2 separate regions of the Homo sapiens genome follow, and region 1 is linked to region 2. The links are chromatin contacts, found by Hi-C in ENCODE. All regions are on one chromosome and are shown on one strand. The core of a region is the stretch at or near the end of the contact, and the rest is flanking DNA. Distances in the headings are between cores, read along the strand shown. Region 1 has its middle 26 kb from the start of LINC02872. Region 2 overlaps LINC02893 (long intergenic non-protein coding RNA 2893).

Region 1 (7,358 bases), core at 2,700-5,199, 89 kb after region 2:
AAAACCTTTGACCTATGACTATTTTAGAAAAGTCAAATTAATTTTTTATAAGTTGAACTGTATTTACTTGAGCTGTTTACAATTTACAGGTAGCAAAGAGTAAACCAGCAGGTAGTTATTTGTGGATGAGAATCAGTCTCCTTGGGGGCCCCTGCCCCTGTCTTAGAGCGGGGTGCACCTGCGTGCCCACCTATCCTTTCTCTCTATTGCGAAGCTGTGCAGTGTTGGCCCTTCCTGCTCTGCCAACCTGCTGGCAGCCCTGTACAGGGTTTTGCAGGACAGCCTCCAGGCTATAGTAAGCAGCAGAGATTCTTGATAATGGGCCAGATGGAAAACACAGTGACAGCTTTGGATTCCTTCCAGGGCCTAGAAAGGCAGCACTACAGATACAATCACTTCTCCATAGGGACTTTAGAAAAGAAAAAAAGTTACTAACATCTCTAAAATCTTTCCACAGAGTCAGAAGTAAACAGACTTAGCAAGGAGCATATATTTCATGAGGACATCTTCACAGGGCATTCGCAGGATGTCAGAATCATGGCCTTGGTGGAATGAAGGAAACGCAGGACAGGAAACAAGGAGGCCTGAAGTGCAGCCCTGGCCGGCCCCTCCACGCTCTGGGCAGCACCGCAAGCAGACCCCTCGCCACACGGAGCCCTCACTCTTCCTCTGTAGAAGGAGGGGAGGAGACCAGATTCTCGGGGTTACTGTGAGGACACATGCGATGGAAGGAAATGTAGTTTGTCAAGATGGCATCTGTCATACATATGCAAAATGTCATTAGGGGCCGGGTGTAGTGGCTCATGCCTGTAATCCCAGCACTTTGGGAGGCTAAGGCGGGTGGATCACCTGAGGTCAGGAGTTTGAGACCAGCCTGGCCAACATGGTGAAACCCCATCTCTACTAAAAATACAAAAATTAGCCGGGCTTGGTGGCATGCACCTATAATCCCAGCTACTCGGGAGGCTGAGGCAGGAGAATCACTTGAACCTGGGGGTGGAGGTTGCAGTGAGCCGAGATCATGCCACTTCACTCCAGCTTGGGCAAAAGAGCAAGACTCTGTCTTAAAAAAAGAAATTGTCATTAGGGAAGATCCCAGAGAGCACTTCCCTGAGAGGGGCATGAGTTGTTCTTGGATGATTCTCTATGAAGAAGCAGGAGGGCACCCTACATGTCCAAATTTCCTTTTTCGAGAAAACAGGGTAGTATTGAGATTCTTTACCTTATGAGGTAGCCAAACACTTACATGTACTGTGGCCAACGTGAGTATGCAGTGACTACAGATTGTTCTCAGAATAATTTGTGATTAAGGGACCTGTGGTGATCTCATGGGGTTACATCCAAGAGTTAGAGAGCTCCGCTTGGGTGACAGAACAAAAGAAGGGTAAAACCTGAAGACTCCCACTCATCAGAAGGTTACGAATCTACAGCTGCCATCACTCTCCTCCCTCCCCTTTGTTCTTGGAAAAATATGTCATCAAGTGGAGCAAGAAAGCTGAACAATTTTTCCCACAGAAATTATGCATAATTATGGGTCTGTGTTCCTGGTCAAGAACTTGGCATTAAATGGACTATTGATATGCTGCAAACAGAAAGACAGCACGACCGCACGTCACTACATTTCTTTAAACTAAGAATATTATGTTCTGGATGGTAAACAGTTCCAGCCAGAAGGAATCTGAAAGGTGGCCAAGGCCAACATCTCACTTCAGAAAAACAAACTGAGGTCCAAAGTATCTCCTCTGGTCACATGGCTAGGTCACCCAGGGGCTCCTGATTCGATATTTTTTCATACCCTGCTCTTCCTTTGTGAAAAAAAGATCAGTATGAAGACCGTGCTATCCCCTCAACTATTCAAAAGGGTGAATAGGTGAGGAAAACGCAACTCAGGGGGTTTTAAAAACTTGCTTGAAGTTGCATGGCTCTGAACCATCTAAAATTAATTGGTATTTATTATGGCCACTAGAGTAACCACTGACTAATGTAGTCTGAAGCTAGGCACTTAATCTCAAGCCTTGATACTCAGCAGAGTGGGCTGTGGATCAGCCATGTCAGTGTCCCCCAGGATCTTGGTAGAAATCCAGACTCTCAGGCCCCATCCCAGACCTCATGCATCAGAATCTGCATTTCAACATTCCTTCCAGAAGCATTGTTTTTTTTTTAATTACTATCTATAAAAGAGGCCAGGAAATGGGATGTTCTAGACCTTCCCTTAAAATTCTCTGAATTATTCCCTCGCCTTCTCTAACCCTCCATAACCTCCCAATTCTAAAGAAATATTTGAAGGAGAAAAGAGACTGCAAAGTCAGGCTGAAAATCATGGTGAAAGGAAAGTGGACAGGGGCATGCATCTTCTTATTAGGAATGCTGGTTTCTGAGTGTCAGAAATTGTTTGTTCATTGATGGGCCTTGTCTACTGGAGTGGACAGAGAGCCCTCGACCAGGCATCAAGGGGGCCTGGGTGATTATCTCTGGCTGCATGTTGGGAAAGCTTAAGTGACTGGCCCAGTCTCCTCCTCTCTACAAGGAAATAATTGGTTTTCTAAGTAACTTTCATTGACACTATCAAAATCGGTTGTTAAAAATTATCTAGATGATTGTAGCCAGGCATGGTGGTGCGTGACTATGGTCCCACCTATGCAGGAGGCTGGGTTAGGAGGATCACTTGAGGCCAGAAGGTTGAGGCTGCAGTGAGCTATGATAGTGCCACTGCACTCCTGCCGGGGCAACAGAGCGAGGCTTCATCTCAAAAAATAAATAGATAAATAAATAATTTCTAAAAATTATCTGATTATCTTACTTGCCTGGGATTTCTTGGTTTGTGTTTGCTAGTAGATTCTTCATTTTCAGCCCGGGATTCCCACAGGAATGGAAACCTGAGCCCTCTTTTTACTCAGTGTATTTCTATCATCTCGTGTTGAATAATTGATGGATTGTTTTCATTTTAGTCCGAACTTATTTAAAAAAACCACCTTTTCTCCCAGCCTGCTTATCAACTTCTACCCCCTTTACACAACTAGGGGTGCACATGCCTGAGAGCTCCATCAACTGACCCCACTTCACCTGCAAAGCCCTTGTCCATGTCTATGGAGAGTAGCCCAAAGGCAATCAAAATAGTGAGACCAAGTAAATTTCCTCTGTAAGAAGTTCTGCTTGCTTTCCTCTGGATTTTGCCCCATTTCTCTGAGGCTCCAGCTGGTTTTCATGGCTATATACCCCACTTCTGGGTCCTTAGCCTCAACCTTTGTACACAGAGCAACAAGGAGTTTTTCATCTGCATCAGGCTAAATCATGGTCTTCCGTTCTCATAAACACGAAAGTTGCAGGAGCCTAAAGTTGACTTCGAAAGTGACATGCAGCTACACAGAGCTTTTGTTTGCCAAACACTTGCAAATCATTTTCCCCTACAAAAGCCCTTAAAATGTCAGCATTCTGAATATCTCTGCCCACGGGCCACTCTCTTTCTTGGGCCTTGGCAGTGATTTACTGTCCAGGATCCACCAGCCCCAGACCCAGAGAAGGGTATGGATGTTTATAGCTCTCGAGGCACTTTTTCTGGAAATTTCTGGGGGGAAGTAAGGGCCCTTTCACTTTATGGCACTGAAACATTTTTGTGAAGGTATTTTTATTTTCAATAAGTGAACTCAACAAGTGGATACTGAGTCAAGACTAGTGAGGTGTGTCAAAATGAAGCAGAGTTGAATGAAGAAAAAAAGGCCTTTAGTGTGATAACATTCTGGTTTTTCTTTTTTCTCTCTCTCATTCACTTTTCTATTTTTGAGGAGTAGAGTATATGGAAAACAGGCATTCAGCCTCTTTAAGAATCAGTTCTGTGTGTAAATCATAGTTACATGGACTAAAAACAGATTCACGGATGTGGGCTATGGTGGAGGCTTCATTTCCCTGCACAGTTACCACGTGAAGGAGATAATTAGTCATCCTGTTCCCCCCTTTAATCAAGACTTCAGGAAAATCAAACTTTGCTGTAAGACTATCATGAATCATCAAGAGAGAAGTAGAATTTATGTTGATTCATAAATGGGCCACAGAGGCATCTGGTGAGGTTCAGAGGAAGTCAAGACAGAACAAGGAGCAAGAGGCACGCCCGGTATTTCCCCAAACACATTTCTCTGTATTTAACCAACACAATATTCTCAAAAGCAAATGAAGAAAATAATAGCACACCATTTTTTATCCAGAAAGGAAAGATTAACCCAGATCTGAAATACATCATTGTAGTGTTCTAATTAAAGCATACTTCAGGCTCATATTTGGTGGAGGAATTGACTCCCTCCCCAAACCTACATTCCCTAGGCACAGAACAGGATGTAAGGAGAATCCCCAAGTCGCCCCAGATCATTTCGCACTCTGCTTTTCCAGCTCTGACTGCATCTGACTCTACAGATGAGAAAACTGAAGATGATCTTCAAGAATGAAAAATTTTAGAAAGTTTTGTGCAACAATGTTGAACCAAAAAATGAATATTTTGGACATAGCTAGATTTTATTTTGCTTTTATATTGAAGAGGTTGAAAGAAAATAAAAAAAGCAGACTTTTTTTTAAATCAAGAAAATCTTGCAGATAAGGATAATGAAGAACTTTAAGGGCTTCTAAAAATAGATGGACATTCACATAAAAATCTAGCTTTTAGTAGCATTTTATTCTTTTAAAACTTTGTTTATGCTATCTTCTTCCTTGCAGTTTCCATAGACAAGGCAAACATTTGTAGAAAGCTCATGTCCCAAACAGCTATATCAAGTAGGCAGTTTCATTTCTAGAAATCCAAATAAACTCATTTATTTTAAGACCAGTAAAATGACAATAACATAAAATAACTGGCTGGCTCTTCATGCTCCATGAGCAAACATAGATGTATGTGCACTCACGTGCGCACACACACATGCAGATGCACACACAGACATGAATATAACTTCATTTAGCCAAGACAAACCATTCTGAAATAAAATATAAGGGTTTACTCAGTGACTTGGAAGACTGTTAGTTTTACCTGAAATCGGGAGAGAAGGAAAAAATACAACCAGGTCTTAAATGCCAAGGCCAGCACAAAGAAGAGCTGCTGTGATCAAGCATTTTTATCTTCATGCATGAGTTCAGAAGGTCACCCATATTTCCCTCTGTCTGTCTCCCATAATGCGACAAAGTGAACATTCCTCATAGAGAAACCCCCATAGCATTCATCAATTTCACATTGTTTTCATTTTGTTTTATTGAAGTAGGATTTGCATATATTTTTTAAAGTACAGAAATATTAAGTATACAGCTAAGTGAATTTTACCTCTGAATACACACTTATATAGCCACTAGCTTGATGAAGATTTAGAACATTTCTGTCACCTCAGAATTTCCCCCAAATGCCTATGCCAGTCAATGAGCATTTGGGGTCTTAGAGGTCACTACTAGAACATTTTAAGTTTCGTCTGTATTCCACCAGCACAAAGATTGGTTTCTAAAAACTTGTAAGCCATTTGCTTTTCCTGTCTCGAAAATGGGTTACTAATTACTTTTTAGAAAGTTTTGTGCAACAATGTTGAACCAAAAAATGAATATTTTGGACATAGCTAGATTTTATTTTGCTTTTATATTGAAGAGGTTGAAAGCAAATAATTAATTAATGTTTTTTTTTAAATTTATTGAGAATCAACTGTATTTAATTGGTAACTGGCTTTGCCCTGTATACACTGCTTCCCTTCCAGCCTCCTCAAGGGGATGGCTATTTACCTTCCTATTTGTTTTTTAAGTTTCCCCCTTGCATGCCACTGAGGCCGGAGGTGAGGTACGTGTCCTTGATCTAGGCCATTTATCCTCCTGTCGTCACACCCTTCCTTTCCCGCCCCACCTCAGCTTCTCTGAAGTTCAGGCCACGAGACTGCGCCACAAGTTGCTTCTCCTTGGGACAGTCATCCACAGACCGCCTAGTCACTCCTCCTTATTTCTTGAAGAGTTGAGTTTATTCTTTATTTCACTGCCATTCTCCCCACTACTACTCCTGTTATGATTCTTCAAGATTTCAATATCCACAGAAAAAAATTTTTCAATAATTTAGTTTCTTAATTCTCCCTCTTCTTCCTTACCTCCCATGAGCTTGCTTCCACTCTCACCTATCCAATCCAACCCTCCTCTAGACCTTCTCATTACCATTAATTGTGTCTCTTCCATGATCCTGATTTCAAGCCAAGCTTTCTACTTTTTTTTTTTTTTTTTTTTTAGATGGAGTTTTGCCCTTGTCACCCAGGCTGGAGTGCAATGGCGCAATCTCAGCTCACTGCAACCTCCGCCTCCCGGGTTCAAGCTATTCTCCTGCCTCAGCCTCCCAAGTAGCTGAAATTACAGGCGCCCACCACCATGCCACCTAATTTTATGTATTTTTAGTAGAGACGGGGTTTCACCATGTTGGTCAGGCTGGTCTCGAACTCCTGACATCAGGTGATCCACTGCCTCGGCTTCCCAAAGTGCTGGGATTACAGGCATGAGCCAGTGCACCCGGCCAAGCTTTCCACTTTCTGACCATCATCTCCTGTCTTTTCTGATCACACCTCAGTAACCAAACTCCAACTCTTTGATCTCCTAGGACCTCTAACCACTGCTCCCTCCATCTTTTCATAGCTTCTCATCCCTCATGTCCTCTTGTCCCTTGACAGCATCTCCCCCTCCCACTACTTGCCCCATTTCTCTACTCTTTGTAGAAAAACTTACCCAAATAATTTTCTAAATTTATTATTTCTACATTATCTCTTCTGATCCTCTCTTGAACACATTCCAAGAGCTTTTTACCTCTATCACTCCACTAAACCTCCTGTCAATCCAATCCAATGTTTATTTATTTATTTATTATTTATGTATTTATTTATTTATTTATTTATTTTTGAGATGGAGTCTCACAGTGTCACCAGGGCTGGAGTGCAGTGGCTCAATCTGGGCTCACTGCAACCTCCGCCTCCCAGGTTCAACCGATTGTCTACCGCAGCCTTCCTGTTTATTTCTTACTTCTTTCTTGGTTTAGCTGCAGAATTTATGCCAGTTGATCATTTCTCCTTGAAGTACATTTTTTTGCTCTTGGCTTCTAAAGCACCATTTACTCCTAGTTTTCTTTTCATATGATTACCTTCTTATAACTTTTATTTGATTCTTCTTTTTTTATTTTAGAGACAGAATCTTTCTGTCTCTCCCAGGCTGCAGTGCAGTGGTGTGATTATAGCTCACTGCAGCCTCAGCCTCCTGGGGTCAAACAATTCTCCCATATCAGCCTCCTGAGTAGCTGGGACTACAAGTATGCACCACCATGCCCAGCTTGGATTTTTGTTCCTCCCTCAACCTCCAAATGTTGTTGTGTTCCAGAG
Region 2 (6,989 bases), core at 2,840-5,339:
AGAACATTTTACAATACAATGCATCCAGGTTAATTAAAATTAAATCATCATATATAAATGACGACTAAAATAATAAACAGATCTAGTTAGCAACACTGACCTTATTTGATGACTGCCATAAACTCTAATTGAATTAACTTTTTATACTTACCTGGCAGGGGGAGATACCATGATCATAAAGAAACTTGTAGAGTTATACTCTGAGTTCTTTAAAAAGTGGAGCAGCACAATCTAGATGTTAACAGCTCGTTCCAGAGCTACATGGCTTGTTCTGGATGGCAAATGGCCTTGGTTCATCACCACTGAAAGGCAACTTTCTCTGACTAGAAATAGACACTTATTCTAACACTCAGTACAGTTCCTCTAAATATTTACAAGAGAAAAACCATACCCAGTTGAATTTTGCTTCCTATCCCAGAAGGAAGTTTGGGAAATTAAATATAATTAAGCAAACTGATATCTTAGGATGATTATTTGATTCAAGTGAGCTGGGCGAGGCCCTGTGATTGACGGTGTGAAGTGTAATATAGTGAAAAGGAACTGCAATGGGAGTCAGAAAGCCAGGTCTGGAGGAAAAACTGTGTCTCCAGCCAACTGCAATTACCACAGGCCATTCAAACTCATGGATCTGCTCCCTTAAAAATTCCTGCAGCCGGGCGCGGAGGCTCTCGCCTGTAATCCCAGCACTTTGGGAGGCCGAGGTGGGTGGATCACGAGGTCAGGAGATCGAGACCATCCTGGCTAACATGGTGAAAGCCCGTCTCTACTAAAAATACAAAAAATTAGCCGGGCGTGGTGTCGGGCGCCTGTAGTCCCAGCTACTTGGGAGGCTGAGGCAGGAGAATGGCGTGAACCTGGGGGCGGAGCTTGCAGTGAGCTGAGATTGCGCCACTGCACTCCAGCCTGGGCGACAGAGCGAGACTCCGTCTCAAAAAAAAAAAAAAAAAAAAAAAATTCCTGCAAAAGGCAGAGATTATACCTGATAGTTCTACCATCATTTACTTCTGTAATCCATGTATCTGATTCCAGAATCGTGGGTTCAATGCTTTCTCTGTGTCACTATGGTATAGTTGGGAGACAGTACTTCTACTCAGCCTGCCCCTGGGCACTAGGACATGATCAGATGTCAGCCGACTTTTCTATGAGATGATGCTCTATGTGTCTATCTTGATAAGCAGTTATGATGTTTCCAACACAGCAAATAGAAATGTGACCTATGTTTGACCATAATCATAGCTAAATCTCTCTTAGCTAATTAATGTCAATGTTATCTCTTATGCTGTAATTATCAGCATACTGTAATATGTCTAAAAGTTAAATGATTTTGCTTCTCTGGGATGTCTTGTATGGAGGACGGTAGGGAAGCCTAGATGTTGAAGATAGGTGTGATATCCTTGGATTTATTGTGATAGCTCCTCTTACCCTCTGTTTCCCATGATGATTATGAACTTCCCATGATTATGTTTCCCATGATTATGAATTTCCCATGATGATTATGATTATGAAGTTCCAGCCTAGGAACTTCTGCACATTTTAAAGCTCAACTATCTTTTTAAAAATTATGAGGCCAGGCACGGCGGCTCACATTTATAATCCCAGTACTTTGGGAGGCAAAGACAGGTGGATCCCTTTAGCCCAAGAGTTTGAGACCAGCCTAGGCAACATGGTGAAACCCCGTCTCTACAAAAAAAGTACAAAAAATTATCCGGGTGTGGTGGCGGGTGCCTGTAATCCCAGCTACTTGGGAGACTGAAGTGGAAGGATGTCTTCAGCCCAGGAGGTTAAGGCTGCAGTGAACCAAGATGGCATCAGTGCACTCCAGCCTGGGTGACAGAGTGAGACCCTGTCTCAAAAAAGAGAAATGTTTCAGACATGCAAAAGAATATAAAGACTGACATAATGACTACTCTTGTAGTAACCATCACCTTAAGAATGAAACATTACCAATGGAGGTGAGATGCCCATGGCCCCTTCCAGCTGTGTTCCTCTCTTTCTCTGAAGGGCTCATTATCTGGTAGGGCTTTTTTTTTTTTAATTAAATCTTACCTAAAACTCCTTTATGCTGAAGGCATGAAAGCTAAATGTCAGCAAAAATAAGGACAATAAAGATGTTTGAGAGAGAAAAGAATGTTTCATCTGTGATTGTGGATGAGGACCGGCATCTTTAAATACCTGTATCATTTATTTATGGAGGGTCTCACTTAATGATACATCAGAAATATCCTGCAAGGATGGGACACCATGTTTTCAGTCTTTACCCTATTACTAGCTATTCAGATTGTTTCCAGCTCCTTAATAAAGTAAACAATGTTCTAATAATCCTGTGTGTGTGTGGATAGATGGACAGATGGATGGATAGGAAGATGGGTGATAGATAAATATAGATAGATGATAGATAGATAGATAGATAGATAGATAGATAGATAGATAGATCCATCCATCCTAATGTACTGAGGCATTTTATTTCTAATGGAAGGATTCCACCAAAGTATAGGTGCTAGGTCAAACATTGTATGTATTTTTAATTTTAATAGAGATTGCCATAGTTTTCCATAAGCTATTAATTTGAAATTGAAGTTTTCAACATCTGAAGCATGATTATGGAATCTTTGAGTTTCTTGAAACATTTTGAAAACCACTGGACCTAGGATTTTTAGCTATTTTGTTTACCATGTCTGCCTATGTGGCCTTTGAGAAATGTGAAACTCTGTAAAATACCTTGATTATCCTATGATACAAAATAGAGAAAGAAAAATACCGGCTGGATGCTAGAAAATGGAGCTGAGGCCTGACTTCATGTCTTCCTAGACTAAGTTTCTGGTTAGAAAAATGGAAATAGGTCCCAATCGGGGAGGAAATAGAGCATTTATTTGATGCTGCCTTTCAGTACAAGCATTAAAATATGCCAAGTAATGGATGAAAGCCCTTTCTGATTATTTAATGAAGACATGGAATTCTGTGGAGTTCTGCTTCTTATGTGAATAAGAGACCCTCTAGCAATGCAATATTTCAGCTTCCATTTGTGCAAAATTAGATGAAACAAATTACTTTAAAAATAAACAACAACAAAAACCCAAGCTCAGAATCATGCATTCTTCTCAAAAGTAACTTCCTAAAATCAGTGTGAACAAGACTAAATGAAATGAAATAATTGTGAAATAAAGTCTAGAATGTATTCTTTGTGGAAAATTAATTCTAGCTCATAGGAAAGACTCAGTCTTAGTTAACAAATTTGGACAAAATCAGAATGTGCAGCAATTTATATCTGCTGCTCTGGATGTTTGGGTCCCCTTTGAACTCTGGCCTTAAATATTCTGATGGATTTTCTTCATAAGCCCTTAAATTCTCATGGGGTAGACTAATGGCCTTTTCAACAGGCACATGAATTTCCCCTTTTGCAGTCACCACATATGTAGGCAGTACATCTCTAGCAAATCTCCAGACCATCCCAGAGAAAGTAAATCCAGAAAAGAAGAAGGGAAGAGGGGGTGGGGAGGGCAAGAATTGTCCCCTGAGTAAACCTGCAATGCTCAATAGTTAGACTGAATGATGTGGTGGCATTGGAGGCAAAAAAAAAAAAAAAAAGAAAAGAAAAAAACACCTCTAACTTGAACTGCTAAGGTTTTTTAAAGGAAAGAAAAAGAGAGAAGGAAGGAAGGAAGAGAAAGAAAGAAAGGAAGGAAGGAAAGAAAGAAAAGAAAAGAAAGAAAGAAAGAAAGAAAGAAAGAAAGAAAGAAAGAAAGAAAGAAAAAGAAAAAAGAAAGAAAAGAAAGAAAGAAAGAAAGAAAGAAAGAAAGAAAGAAAGAAAGAAAGAAGGAAAGAAAGAAAGAAAGAAAAAAATAATCATGCAAGCAGGCAAACAAACAAAACAAGGTAAAGGGAAATGTTAGGATGCTTTCAATCAAGCCCTTTTAGATCAATTAACACCGTTGTTTATTTAATCTCCAAATTCCATCACATGTGGCAGGCAGGAGTGCTGTTCTTCTTTTCAACTGAAACAATGCAAAACATAGTCTGGATTCAAGGAAATCTTGCCAAAATCCCTGGCAATGTATCACTTTTTTAAGCCCTGTTTTGCTTTTGTGCTCATGGTAACGTTTGCAGCTGTCGAGTGTGGCTTCAGGCTGTCTGACTCCCTTGAGAGAATTTATGTGTTTTTCTACTTCCTTTCCTTATTAGGAGGCAGGAATCTGCGACACCTATTAGAACAAGTATGCATAAAGGGTAATGACCATGAGATTTATTAGTGGTCTGTTCTTCTTCAAATGAGCTCTCAGCCCCTGTTCCGCAAGGGCCATGCCCAGGTTTGAACTGGCCTCTGCTTTCTCGGCAGCAGGTGGGCAGAGTGGCTTTAGTCAAGGGGACGAGGAAAGATGTCGGCCTCTGGGAAAAGCTGGTTCTTTCTTCCACACCAAGGCACGGAAAAGAACCTGGAGTGTCAAGGTTTGGATTTAATGAATATGAAGTATTAGCTGACAAAGGTGAATGGGATCGAAATAGAAACATGAGCTAGATTTTCATAATAGCTCTGTGGCAGGAAAAAGGCTCCCAGAACCCTTTTGTTTTGTTCTTTTTAAAATGGTAGCGTGTGGGGGTAATTTTGTTCCTAGAGGTCTGAGATAGGGGAATGAGCCTTTCCTAGGAAAGCATGGGAATTCTTCTTTCCTCTGTTTCCAAGGAGTAAAAAGGTCGCCATTTGGGGAAAGGGATGACTTTGAGAAGCTAAAAGTGTGCTCATCTGCAGCGGACCCCTCACAAAAACGTTCAAACAAGGAGTCAGGAAAGAAGCTGCAGGTTTTAATAAAATCCACATATCAGCCCGAAAACACTGGGCCAACTACATCTCTGCCCAGCCTCCTGCTAATGTTTGGAGTCCAGACGGAAAGTTCAGGAGAACAAAATGCTTGGGGCCAAATTCATTTTCTGTGAAAATCACCAGTATGTTCAAGAAAACGTAATCCATATGTTTTTGATTCATTCGTCAAAACGTTTCAGTGAGCCACTGGGTGTCCACAAAGCTTGTCAGGTCATTCTTCTTCAAGGCAGAAAACCGTGTTTGGCCATAGAAGGTGGATTCTAACCCCAGAAAGGGCAGGTTCAAATTGAAACTCACTCTCAAGGTGTGAGTGGGCTCTACCTTGAAAAAATCTAATAGGCTCTACTGAGAAATACCAGGAAGAAGAATGAATACATTTTCCTCATGCAGTTTTTAGGCTGGAGATAGTAACTGGGGGAAGGCAAGGGGTCAATGTTCTTTTGAGCTTTTAAGCATGATCAATATTGTGAGATGAAGAAAATTATCTCGGTTACTCTTAGTCTGTTGAGAAAGTTAAAACTTCATAATCAGTTTTGTTTTGTTTTTTCTCATGAACTCTCAAAGATTCTTCTCCCCCCAGCATCTATGATCCCCTACCGGGTAGAGTCATTTTTACATCCCCCTAGTACAGTATCTGACACGTTCTAGTAGGCACCCAATGAATGCTGACCAGAACTGAAACAACAAATATATTTTTTCCTGTACTGATCAATACATAAAGGTTTGCTTCCACCTTGGGTGCAGTTATATCCAATAGCTTGTAGTATTAAAGTCAGAGAATAGGCACTCTGTGTTAAGAAAGTAAAAATGATACATAGACCTAATGGTGCAGATAAGTTGACAGGAAGATAAAGCTAAAAGGTTGGAAAACACATTAATTAGTTCCCCTCCTCTATCTGGGGTCCTCTGGCTTTTTCCATTTGGAGCATGCACTGGAATAAAGAAGGAAGGAACCTACTTCAGGCTTTGTCCAGAGTCATAGCAGAAGGAGAACATTTCATTACGGTGCTTCATGCAACTCACCCAGGTCCCCCGACACATTCACCCTGAACTGCATAAATCTCTCAGTAAGCAGCAAATGAGACCCACGTTTAGATTTCTGACTAAACTTCTGGCTTCTTTTCACATTTTGCGCAGTCATTTCAAGTGAGCTAGCCAAAGCTGCTAATTAAAGAGAGAATGATTTATTTCATAAGTTTTCTTTTCCCTCAGGAAACATAACTCAACTCCAGGCACAGCTAGTTTACCTCGCCCTAGTCAATAAATTACACCCACCTCATTAATAGTTAATTAGGAAAACTGGAAACCCCTTGACAAAACCTCAAGAAGGAAAGGGTCAGCCAGCTCCAAGCCAGAAATGTACAATGAGCCTGATCCGATGCTCCTTTCGTGCTCACAGGCCCAGGTGCCCAGTCCTGAGTGGGAGCCTTGGTTTCTCCCCACATGTTTAGGAAGCTCATTCTGCCCTGCGCTGCCCTCCTACAGTGAACCTTACATGCATGTCATCTTTGTGAGGTAGGGGACAAAAACCCTGTCTTTAACCTTCTTTTATAACTGTTAAGAATTTTTTTTTTAACTATGGCAACAAAAATCTAGAGATCAATTTTCCTTCAATGTAGTATATGTTTCTCCAACAATAAACACATCGCTAAGGTTTAACTTTCAGGAATAAGATACTTTTTTTTCTTTTCATAAAAAAGATCGCAAAGCTCATATACTGCTGACTCAGTCTTTCCATATATAAATATTAACTGGAGGAGAGCCAGACCATGCCAGCTCCCCTAGTTCTCTATATATGGCCAATCAGTGCATTGGTGCAATGCAAGAGGCAGATTTATGTACAATGAGAAATAGAAAACTAAGGTCCACTTATAGTGCCTTGGCATTTCTAAGTATTTCACCAACATGCCACCTAACAGTTATATAAATTTGACTGATATTTCTTAAACTTTAATGTACACACATATGTCTTGAAGGTCTTGTTCAAAAGCAGATTCTGATAGGTCTGACATGGGACCAAAGAATCTATATTTCAAACAGGCTTCCAGATGACACCAATGCTGCCAGTCCTTGGACCACACTGAGTAGCAAGGAACTGGGAAACATCATCCACCTTCCCAAGTTGGCTGGTGGGTCTGAGTACTCGTGTGAACAGGTATAAAAACCAGGTCTC

The links. A loop is a pair of places that touch in the nucleus more often than their neighbours do. Pooled maps may share reads with other maps.
Region 1: a loop to region 2 is called in a map of transverse colon, with 6 times the contacts of the local background. The contact joins two enhancer-like sites. A Hi-C loop is called at or near these places in 6 of 168 maps with a recorded cell type or tissue (ascending aorta, esophagus muscularis mucosa, posterior vena cava and 3 more) and 7 of 50 pooled maps.

What each region holds. Positions count from the first base shown.
Region 1 is chr9:87,119,167-87,126,524 of GRCh38, forward strand. No RefSeq gene overlaps it. Among named protein-coding and RNA genes, the nearest start is that of LINC02872, 26 kb to the right of the region's middle. Within about 2 kb of position 3,950, at least 2 of the 41 ENCODE cell types and tissues checked have a DNase peak (open chromatin) inside an H3K27ac peak, as active enhancers do.
Region 2 is chr9:87,030,147-87,037,135 of GRCh38, forward strand. The region is part of intron 1 of LINC02893 (long intergenic non-protein coding RNA 2893); the gene reads right to left. Among named protein-coding and RNA genes, the nearest start is that of LINC02893, 8.5 kb to the right of the region's middle. RefSeq lists an enhancer at 3,289-6,537. Within about 2 kb of position 4,090, at least 6 of the 41 ENCODE cell types and tissues checked have a DNase peak (open chromatin) inside an H3K27ac peak, as active enhancers do.